Linked DNA regions of Homo sapiens: region 1 is linked to region 2. The links are chromatin contacts, found by Hi-C in ENCODE. All regions are on one chromosome and are shown on one strand. The core of a region is the stretch at or near the end of the contact, and the rest is flanking DNA. Distances in the headings are between cores, read along the strand shown.

Evidence for each region. A loop is a pair of places that touch in the nucleus more often than their neighbours do. Pooled maps may share reads with other maps.
Region 1: a loop to region 2 is called in a map with no recorded cell type, with 2.4 times the contacts of the local background. The contact joins two enhancer-like sites. A Hi-C loop is called at or near these places in 2 of 168 maps with a recorded cell type or tissue (GM12878 and endothelial cell of umbilical vein), 13 of 37 single-sample maps with no recorded cell type and 7 of 50 pooled maps.

What each region holds. Positions count from the first base shown.
Region 1 is chr1:246,006,799-246,011,511 of GRCh38, forward strand. The region is part of intron 5 of SMYD3 (SET and MYND domain containing 3); the gene reads right to left. Among named protein-coding and RNA genes, the nearest start is that of SMYD3-AS1, 99 kb to the right of the region's middle. Within about 2 kb of position 1,838, at least 2 of the 41 ENCODE cell types and tissues checked have a DNase peak (open chromatin) inside an H3K27ac peak, as active enhancers do.
Region 2 is chr1:245,804,852-245,809,439 of GRCh38, forward strand. The region is part of intron 10 of SMYD3 (SET and MYND domain containing 3); the gene reads right to left. Among named protein-coding and RNA genes, the nearest start is that of SMYD3-AS1, 300 kb to the right of the region's middle. RefSeq lists an enhancer at 2,402-2,561. Within about 2 kb of position 2,665, at least 6 of the 41 ENCODE cell types and tissues checked have a DNase peak (open chromatin) inside an H3K27ac peak, as active enhancers do.

The DNA.
Region 1 (4,713 bases), core at 588-3,087, 200 kb after region 2:
TAACGTAATCATGAACACATAATCGCGGGGCTATTGAAGACTCCATAACAAACAAGATCAAGGAGCCTGGAGCCTCTAAAACATGAAAACCAATTAGCACTATGAAATCTAAGAGCAGACACAGCCAGAGCTCGAGAAAAGGCATGGGCAGGAGCTGGACTGCTCAATCCTGCTCACTCCTCCCTTCCTTCCTGTTACACGGTTCTGTTCTGAGGTGCTGCTGAGAGGGGCTTCCTCTCCTGGGCCAGAACTGAGGCTAAGGCCCGAAGCTGAGGACAGAAAGTGATCAACTCCCCACATTCTAAAGAGGCTGCTGGAGAAGCGGCCACGACTGGGGCCTGACATCCTTCTCTAGGGATTATCAGGCAGCACTCTGCTACCCATCCCACAGGACCGTAACTTATCCTTCCCAATCCGTAGAAAGCAAGACTCTGAAGCATGTGCGTTTGTCTTTGGCCTTGTGGGAGGTTTCTATTCAAGAGGAAAACTGATGCCATGAAGGATGGGATGAGGTGCTTTCTCTTCCCAGAAGGGAAAGATTTGGGTGCCTCGTGAAAGGGAGTCTGGAGTCAGCTCCCTGGTCAATGATCTACTTGCAGAGACAACTCTCTGATCTCACCTTAATAAATGAGATTCATTCACCTGGCACTTTGGGTTTCATGTAGGGGGAGAGATGGAAGAGTTAGGGGAATAAAAGGAGATGAAAGGACTAAAGAAAAGGCAGAAGGAGGCCGGGCATGGTGGCTCACATCTGTAATCCCAGTATTTCGGGAGGTCTATGTGGGTGGATCACTTGGGTCCAGGAGTTTGAGACCAGCCTGGGCAACACGGCGAAACCCCATTCTACCAAAAATAGAAAAAAAAAAAAATTTGCCAGGCATGGTGCCATATGCCTGTAGTCCCAACTACTCAGGAGGCTGAGGTGGGAGGATCACATGAGCCTGGGAGGTTGAGGCTGCAGTAAGCCGTGATCACACCACTGCACTCCAGCCTGGGAAACAGAGCCAGACCCTGACCAAAAAAAAAAAGGCAGTAGGGCATGACAAAAAATATACTGTGGGGCAATTTGTACTCAGACGTGGGAAACAGGATTAAATGCATTAGAAAAGAACTAAACTGAAATATTTAAAAATGACAGTAATCAGTTAACAATCCATTCCCCATGGATAAGAAGGCTGTGATTTTTACACCAAAGGAAAAGTGTTTAAGTCATAGTCCCTACCATAGGGGCTTCAACAAAGTGATGCCAAAGAAAGACTACTGTCCTACGAAGACAGCCATCTGGAGGAGGTCCTAATGGTATCACAAGCGATGTGACAAAAATGAAGTCCCTTCATTTCTCTCAGCCTTTCCTTACCTGTAAACAGGGCAAGAATGGAAGGCTGAAATAGCCAGAGGTTCCAAACCTCAATGGTAATGAAGAAACACAACCTGTGCATTGTATTCTGAAAGGCCTCGGAGAAACTGTGTCCTTATCCACAGACGCACAGAGCGGTGTTGGAGAAACATCAGTTACCACTTGCCTAGGATGTCTAAGGGCTCTTGACACATCCTGTAATGCGACGTAAATAAGAAATAAAGGTGGGCCTCACTGAAAGCAGAACTCCTCTCAGCCGAGGACTGGCTTAGCCTGAGTTTCTGGGAGGTGATCTGCCCTCTGGGCTTCCCCTCCCTCGGCCCATTAACATTTCTGTACTTAGAAGTCGGCTGGGATCCTGGAGGGCATAAGAGCTGTAAGAATGCCATGACTATTTTTAAAATTTTGAAAAATAAATACTAGAGGCTCTGGCAGCAACAGCGCTTGGGGAGTAGCCGTACCTCTGAAGTTTTCCTTTCCTTTCTCGAGCAACGCAGGGAGGGAGCTGTTTAATGAGGAGTCTCAACACCGGGGAACAAAGCAGTAGTGTTTGCACACAAAGCTTGGTGCTGGCAATTTTCTCGGTTTCGTTTTTTCATGCTGCCAAAGTCATTTGTTTTGAAAATAAGAGCCTCTCCTTTGCCCTCAGCATCCCTATTAAGACACTAAACCACAGGATTAATTCTGTTTAGGCCTGCAGAGTGAGGTAAATCCTCTGAGACACCTCAGCACCTTCCCCAGGTGAGACAGGAGAGTCCGGGGATGAAGAATTCGGCTCTGGAGTCACAGACTCAAGTTCAAGTGCCAGCCGTACCGCTTGCTAGCAGCGTGGCCTTGGGCAAGTCACTTGGCTTCGGTTTCCTCCTCTTAGCTGCAAAATATGAAAAACGGGCCTGCTATGAAACGACTGGCCCATAGTCAACACTCAGTAAATGATAACTATATAAAATAATGGTGGTAAAACCAGCAAAAATCGACAGGTGTGTATCGTTGGGCCATAATGTGAAACCACGCTCAAAGTACTTTAATATAGCATCCTTCAAGGCGCTCACAATGCTGCAGACTGTAGGAGCGAAGTCAGCAATACAGGTTGGAATTCATGTATTGGGGGCTATACTAACATATACAAAGTATACGTGATTTGTCTAGGTTGTTTTTGATGCAAAATAGCCTGAAGCTAGAGGACACCACCTACTCTTATCTACAGTGTCCCTTCTGTTTCTAGGAAGAGTCTACAATCCTAACTTTAATGCATTTTTGTCTAAACTAAGAGTCTTCACATTTTTTGAAGTCACAGAAATATTTGTGAATATATATTTTTAACTGGGACTTGATTACTTTGTAACATGTATGTGTGTATACACATACACACACGTACATAAAAGGGTAACAACGCAAAAGGCAATACTGGTTTGTGTATATATCATATAGTGGAAAGAATATTAGATTCAAGTTAGATCATCTACTTCCAACACTGCAGATGGCCAGAGCCGTAAGGCAAGTCTCTCCAATCAGGTCTTAGTATTCTCCTTATTTAAAAAAGGAGAAAGACATTAAAATACCTTCAAAATTATTGTTGTGACCCCAGGCAGAGTAACTAGAATGAAGTAGAAGAAGCTATTGGAATATGACGTTGTCTCATGTAAGATCTTTTTTTTTTTTTTTTTTTTTTGAGATGGAGTCTTGCTCTGTTGCCCAGGCTGAAGTGCAGTGGCGTGATCTCGGCTCACTGCAACCTCCGCTTCGTGTCGTGAGATCAAGCAATTCTCCTGCCTCAGCCTTCTGAGTAGCTAGGATCACAGGTGAGTGCTACCATGCCCAGCTAATAGGGAGGCTGAGGCAGGAGAATCGCTTGAACCCAGGGGGCAGAGGTCACAGTGAGCTGGGAATGCGCCACTGCACTCCAGCCTGTGCAACAGAGCAAGACTCCATCTCAAAAAACAAACAAACAAAACAAAAACAAAAAAACAACAAAAACCCCAATATTTTAAAACATAACAGTAGAAATTGTGTTTGTGAATGTCATAAGAAGTTTCTTTACTTCTTCTAGTTCTCTGTTGAGAAACAATACAGAATCGTATGCTCTGTCTATTGGGGCAACAATTCAATCACAGCAGGATAAAAATTGACTTTTAAAAAGTGACCCCCTGCTCTTGTTTTCTCCTCTCCTTCATCAGTTCACTACCAGACCTCACACCAGAGATGAAGCTTCTCCATGCAGAGAAAGACCTAAAACTCTAGCGTGATGTACTCATGGATAAGAATTGATCAACATGTATCCAGAGCCCAATGATGCCAGGAAGAAAGCCTAAACATAATTTAATAAACTCCCTCTCTGTTTTCTTCATTTCCTACTACTTTGGTTTACTTAAAAATGAGTGTTTGCAGGAGAAATCTGAGTGCATTTTTGGCAAGCAGCTGAGTTATCTTTGCTTATTCATTAAACGAACAGTGTGACGGAGAAAGTCCAAATAGGAAAGACAAGGAAAAATGGGGAAAAGTTGACTTCTCATCCCAAAATATTTCTTGGATTAAAAGGCAAACTCATCCAATCTTAAGGTTTAGAGGGCTAAAATAATTGTTCCATATGTAGCTGTTAGAAGGCATTAGATATTAACTATGGCATGGTGTCTATGGATATCTGCGTCATCTATTTAGATAGTATGTGCTGAATATCAAAAACATTAAGCTAAAGAAGGTTAAGGAAAGATGGTGTTTCCCCAAGGAAAGGTGTGCTTATCCTAGTTTGACAGTCTCCTAGGAAAACTTGGATACTTTCTTACATAGGAAGGACATATAACATGCTTCCAGAGTCACAGGGTTTGAAGACGGCTGAAGACGTCATCTTGTCCCCATATGCGGCCCAGGAAGAGCGAAGTCTAGCACCACATTGGGACTAGAAATCTACATTTTAAATCGTATTACAAATTTAGAGATCTAATGGTGTATTAGCAAGATAAGTTTCAAATACATCAACAAAATGATAGGCAGAAGGAACCTCAAAACTTTTGTGATCTGAATTCCCCATTTCATAGATGGGGAAATCAAGGCCCTAAGAGCTGAAGAAATTGCCAAAGGTTGAAAAACACTCCTCAAACACCACCTTCCTCCTCTCTGGGACTTCATATTATTTCATTTTCTTTTACTATTCTGCCTGAGCTTTGACTTTCTGGAATTTTAAATACCAATATAGGAATCATCAGCTGGTGTCAATCCTCAATAAGATGACTTAAAGTTTACTCATAATGGTTTAGCATGGTCAGAAAGTGAACATTATTCATAACGGTTTTTCATGGTCAGAAAGTGAACACTACAGGTTTGGCCTATGTGCCTGTAAAATTTAGAAAAAGGACATA
Region 2 (4,588 bases), core at 1,415-3,914:
CTCTCCAACTGTGCTGAGTAACTTTCTGTTGTTTATAAATTACCCAGTCTGTGGTATTTTGTTGTGGCAGCACAAAGATACCCACCACATACACAAAAGCTTATGATGCTGGACCAACCCATCTCAAAATGTTGAACTGAATCACAACAAGCAAGACCCATTTCATATCAAAACTTCAAAAAAGCTTTGGCTTCTAGTCTGATTCACAAGTACATGCGTTCAAGGCCCAAGCAGTTAAAACCCTGCACAGATAAATTGTAAGAGCCTGGGTAAAAGAAAATAGAATTTCCTGGTAAGTGAGAATGAAAAAAAAAAAAAAAGTTTACCACATGTGTAGATTTAACCAGTACGTTACTAATGCAGAGAAGGGAAGAATCAGGCTATTTCATAATCAAATGTTGATAATATAAGAGAGGGGCAAGTTTATTATGTCCTCATCAGAAGCAAGAAGCTGGATGTCAGGTATACTGTGAAAAATTGCACAAGCCAAGACCTAAGACTGGATTAAAATTATCAAATTGTTATTAGATGAAAGTTACTAGAATATTGTCAGATTATCCTAACCATAAGAGTAGCAGAACAGTACTCAATGTTTCTAATCAGTTTTGTCTATTTTCTGAGCTGGTTAAACATTTGCTGATGTGCAATTTGTAAAGTCACAGCCATCTGTTCATTTGTGTCTTAAGTCTTCCTGCATAAATTCTGCTCTTTTACCTGTTTTGGGGAAATAAAAGTTTATTTTAATTTACTGCCAAAATTTGTGGCACAGGAAAGGGATAGGTTGAAACCAAAAACTATTTTGCTTTTTTACCATCTATTAGTCATCCTTTGAAAAATCAATATTCAGTGCTCACCCCGTCTGTGGCTCCAGGCAATCAAAAGAAAATTGTGTACTGTCCCCATTCAGACTGATGATGCATTGTGCCATTATCCTGTGAGCTAATATGAGATTCAGTATCTGCTGTCTTACCTGACAAATAAGCCTTCAGAATCCAGGCTTGGGCACATTATTTGAAGAATCTGCAGCTTTAATATAATTTATATTCCCAAGTTCCTTCTACTGCTTCAGTATATGCAGCATATGACTTGAGATAGAAGGATAAAGAAACCAGAATGATTCTCTTCTTTCCTACCCCATCATCTGATCAATTCTGGACATTCCTTTCAACCCTGTGGCCATCTATTACAAGTTGAGTGCCTACTATGTGTCAGAGAATATGTTAGCTGCTGGGAAGACAGTTATGAAGAAGACGGGGTCTTTCCAGTTGTTCAACTTTTTTTGCTACTCATAAAGAGGATAAAAGAAAGAGAAAGAAGAGAAAGAATTCCAGTCTGTTAGGAAATATTATAAAATTACTCCAAAGTGGGGATGCAGAATTAAAATATACCAGAAGTAAAAAAGAGAAATGCTGATGTTCTATTTCATGATCAATAATAAAAACAGTAACAGCTTATATTTGTTGAATGCTTATTTTTTGCCATCCATATTGCTAGGATTTGTCTTACTTAATCCTTATCACAACGCTGTGAGGTAGGTACTGTAAATAAATCCATTTTAGAAATGGGAAAACTGAGGCTCAGGGAAGTTAAATTCCATGTCTACAATAAAATATCTCAAAGCAATGGAGTTGCCGCAGAAACCTACCTGCCTCCGATACCTGAACCCTTCCTTGCTATGCTATATTGCAGGAACTTGGCCCTAAACTGACACCTTGCCAACTTGGGATACGTGTTATTTCTAAAGATGAACTTTCAAAGTGGGTTAAAAGAGGGAGAAGGCCGGGCGCGGTGGCTCACGCCTGTAATCCCAGCACTTTGGGAGGCCGAGGCGGGTGGATCATGAGGTCAGGAGATGGAGACCATCCTGGCTAACAAGGTGAAACCCCGTCTCTACTAAAAATACAAAAAATTAGCCGGGCGCGGTGGCGGGCGCCTGTAGTCCCAGCTACTCGGGAGGCTGAGGCAGGAGAATGGCGTGAACCCGGGAGGCGGAGCTTGCAGTGAGCCGAGATCGCGCCACTGCAGTCCGCAATCCGGCCTGGGCGACAGAGCGAGACTCCGTCTCAAAAAAAAAAAAAAAAAAAAAAAAAAAAAGAGGGAGAAAAATGGTAAGACATATCTTCCTAACAGTTAGAAATGAACAGAGAAATGAGTCAGGATTGAGGACAGGGCTGAAGGTGTCTTCTGGGACCAGTCAAGAGTGGGGTGTGGTCAGGCTGCTGCTGCTCACTCCTCCTCCCACGCAGCACCCACAGGCTGCATGGTGCAACTGGGAGGCTTGCTGGAAAATGGCAAGTCCTGCTGCAGGCGGGCTACAGTGGGCAGCCCTCACCTCCACTCCTGGCCAAACTGACCAGGGCCACTCTCCTTACACAGAGACCATGCTGCTGACCAGGTCTCTCTGGGGCCATCAGCCTCAGGTCAGCAAAAGGTCTTACAAAAGTCAAGAAATTGCTTATGATTACAGCTCTGCAATGCAAACGCGTTTTTACCAACAAAGAAAAAAAAAAGGTTGGAGAGGAAGAAGAAGAGAGAAAAAGAAACATTTGGCCAAGGCCAGAAAGGGTCCACCGAAGTCAGCCTCCGAACTTCCGGTCCAATGTTGACACCTTGTTCACTGGTGACAACTCAGGACTGTACCCCAAATTACACAATGCTACTTGAGGGAAGCAGGCCTGGCAGCAGAGAGAGAATTACCGGCACACATTAGTGAGAGCAATCGCAGCCAACTCAAAACCGCACTCGAAAACGGCCTTGCATTCATGGACTGGTAGTTACTTCCTGGTTTCTAAGAAACCAAATAAAATTAAAACTCACCATTAATAACAAAACAACACTTTACAGTCCCCCCTTCCCTTTCAGAGACGCATCAAGTGACGGCACCTGATCAAAGCTGAATTATTAAAAGTCTATAGATTAATCCTGTAACTCTCAAGAGCCCAGAGTTTGTAATTTCCCAGGGAAAAAAAAAAAAAACAAAAAACAAAAAAACAGAAGCAATCTACACCGTGAAAAATTTAATTGCACTTTAATTACCAGTTAAGCTGAATAGCATGAGATATGGGTGCCTTTAATTTTTAATAGTCGTTATGATTCCAAGAGAATTTTAAAGGGAAATAATTTAATCTCTTGAGAGTATTCTCCTCTTCTGCCACTGCCAAAATCAAAATGAGGACAGAAAAAAATGTAAAGGGCGATTCAAATTCTTCCAGATCATAACCCAGGACGGCCCCCAGCAATAATAAACTGGCTGTTCCCAGGCAGCTGCACTGCACATTTTCATGATATGCTAATATAGAAATGGGTTTCCTGCAGTTGAGTTCTGGTACATTAAGCAGATAAACGCCCTTGGCTGGGGTGTTTCTTTTTTAAAATCAGATCTAAAGATGGCATACTTGTTTCTTTGTCTCTCAGAGCCTGGCACCAATATGGGCATGCATACCCCCACCTACGTAACACACATACACAAACCTGGGCACCCATATACACATACTCTTCCACATGCTGCCATGATGCCCCAAAACATCCTTTTGAAAGGAAAAAGGGAAGAGGGTAACACAATCACACAAGGCTCCAACAAAAATGGAAATCAGCAGGTCTGAGAATTCAAAAGGAAATAAGCGTAGCCTCCACTTTCACTTTATCTGAGAACCACCTGACTCAGGAAGGAGCTGGCCTCTTGAGAGCTGGTGCAGGAGGGAGCCGCCTGGACCGGGTGAGGCTGGCCACTTTCCCCTTTCTCAAGCACACACTGGCCTTCTCAACTTGCTGAGGCTCTTGAGGTTTGCCTGTTGTGCAGGTGTAGTTGTCTCCATTGAGGCTGCAGTGTGCCTCAGCCTCTTCTTGGGGATGCTGTCCCATCCCAGGACAGTGCTTTTTTTTGGAAATAAATTAGGTTGTGATTTCTTTTTTTTTTAGTTTTTATTTGTGAGACAGAGTCTCATTTTGTTGCCCAGGCTGGAGTGCAATGGCACGATCTCAGCTCATTGGAACCACTACCTCCTGGGTTCAAGCGATTCTCGTGCCTCAGCCTCCCGAACAGCTGAGATTACAGGCATGCACCACCACACCTGGCTAATGTTTGTATTTTTAGAAGAGATGGGGTTTCACCATGTTGGCCAGGCTGGTCTTGGACTCCTGACCTCCGCCCGCCTCGGCCTCCCAAAGTGCTGGGATTACAGGCGTGAGCCACTGCTCCTGGCCGGTTGTGATTTTAAGAAGTCAGACTGGGCTCAAAAGGCTTTTCATGAGGTCTCCAAATAACTCAGGGCTCTGTACTGCCTCTGGTTCCTGCTGCTCACTACTATCAAACACATAACAAGTATGGGCCTTGTTATTAGTGATCATTTGGTAAATCAATTACAATTTCATCTGTCAGGCAAATAAGAGAAGAAAAAACCTGCAGAACCATCTGCCACTTTTCTCTTCTCCAACTGTGCACCCATTTCCTTTCTCCAACCCTCTGTATGAAACCTGCACTGACAGACAGTGCTATGCCAGGCTTTCGGGGATTTGTCTGTGTCTCCCTCAGGGACCAATAGCACCCACCTCAGTTGGGACCCACAGAGAAAGCAGGAGAGGCGCTTTC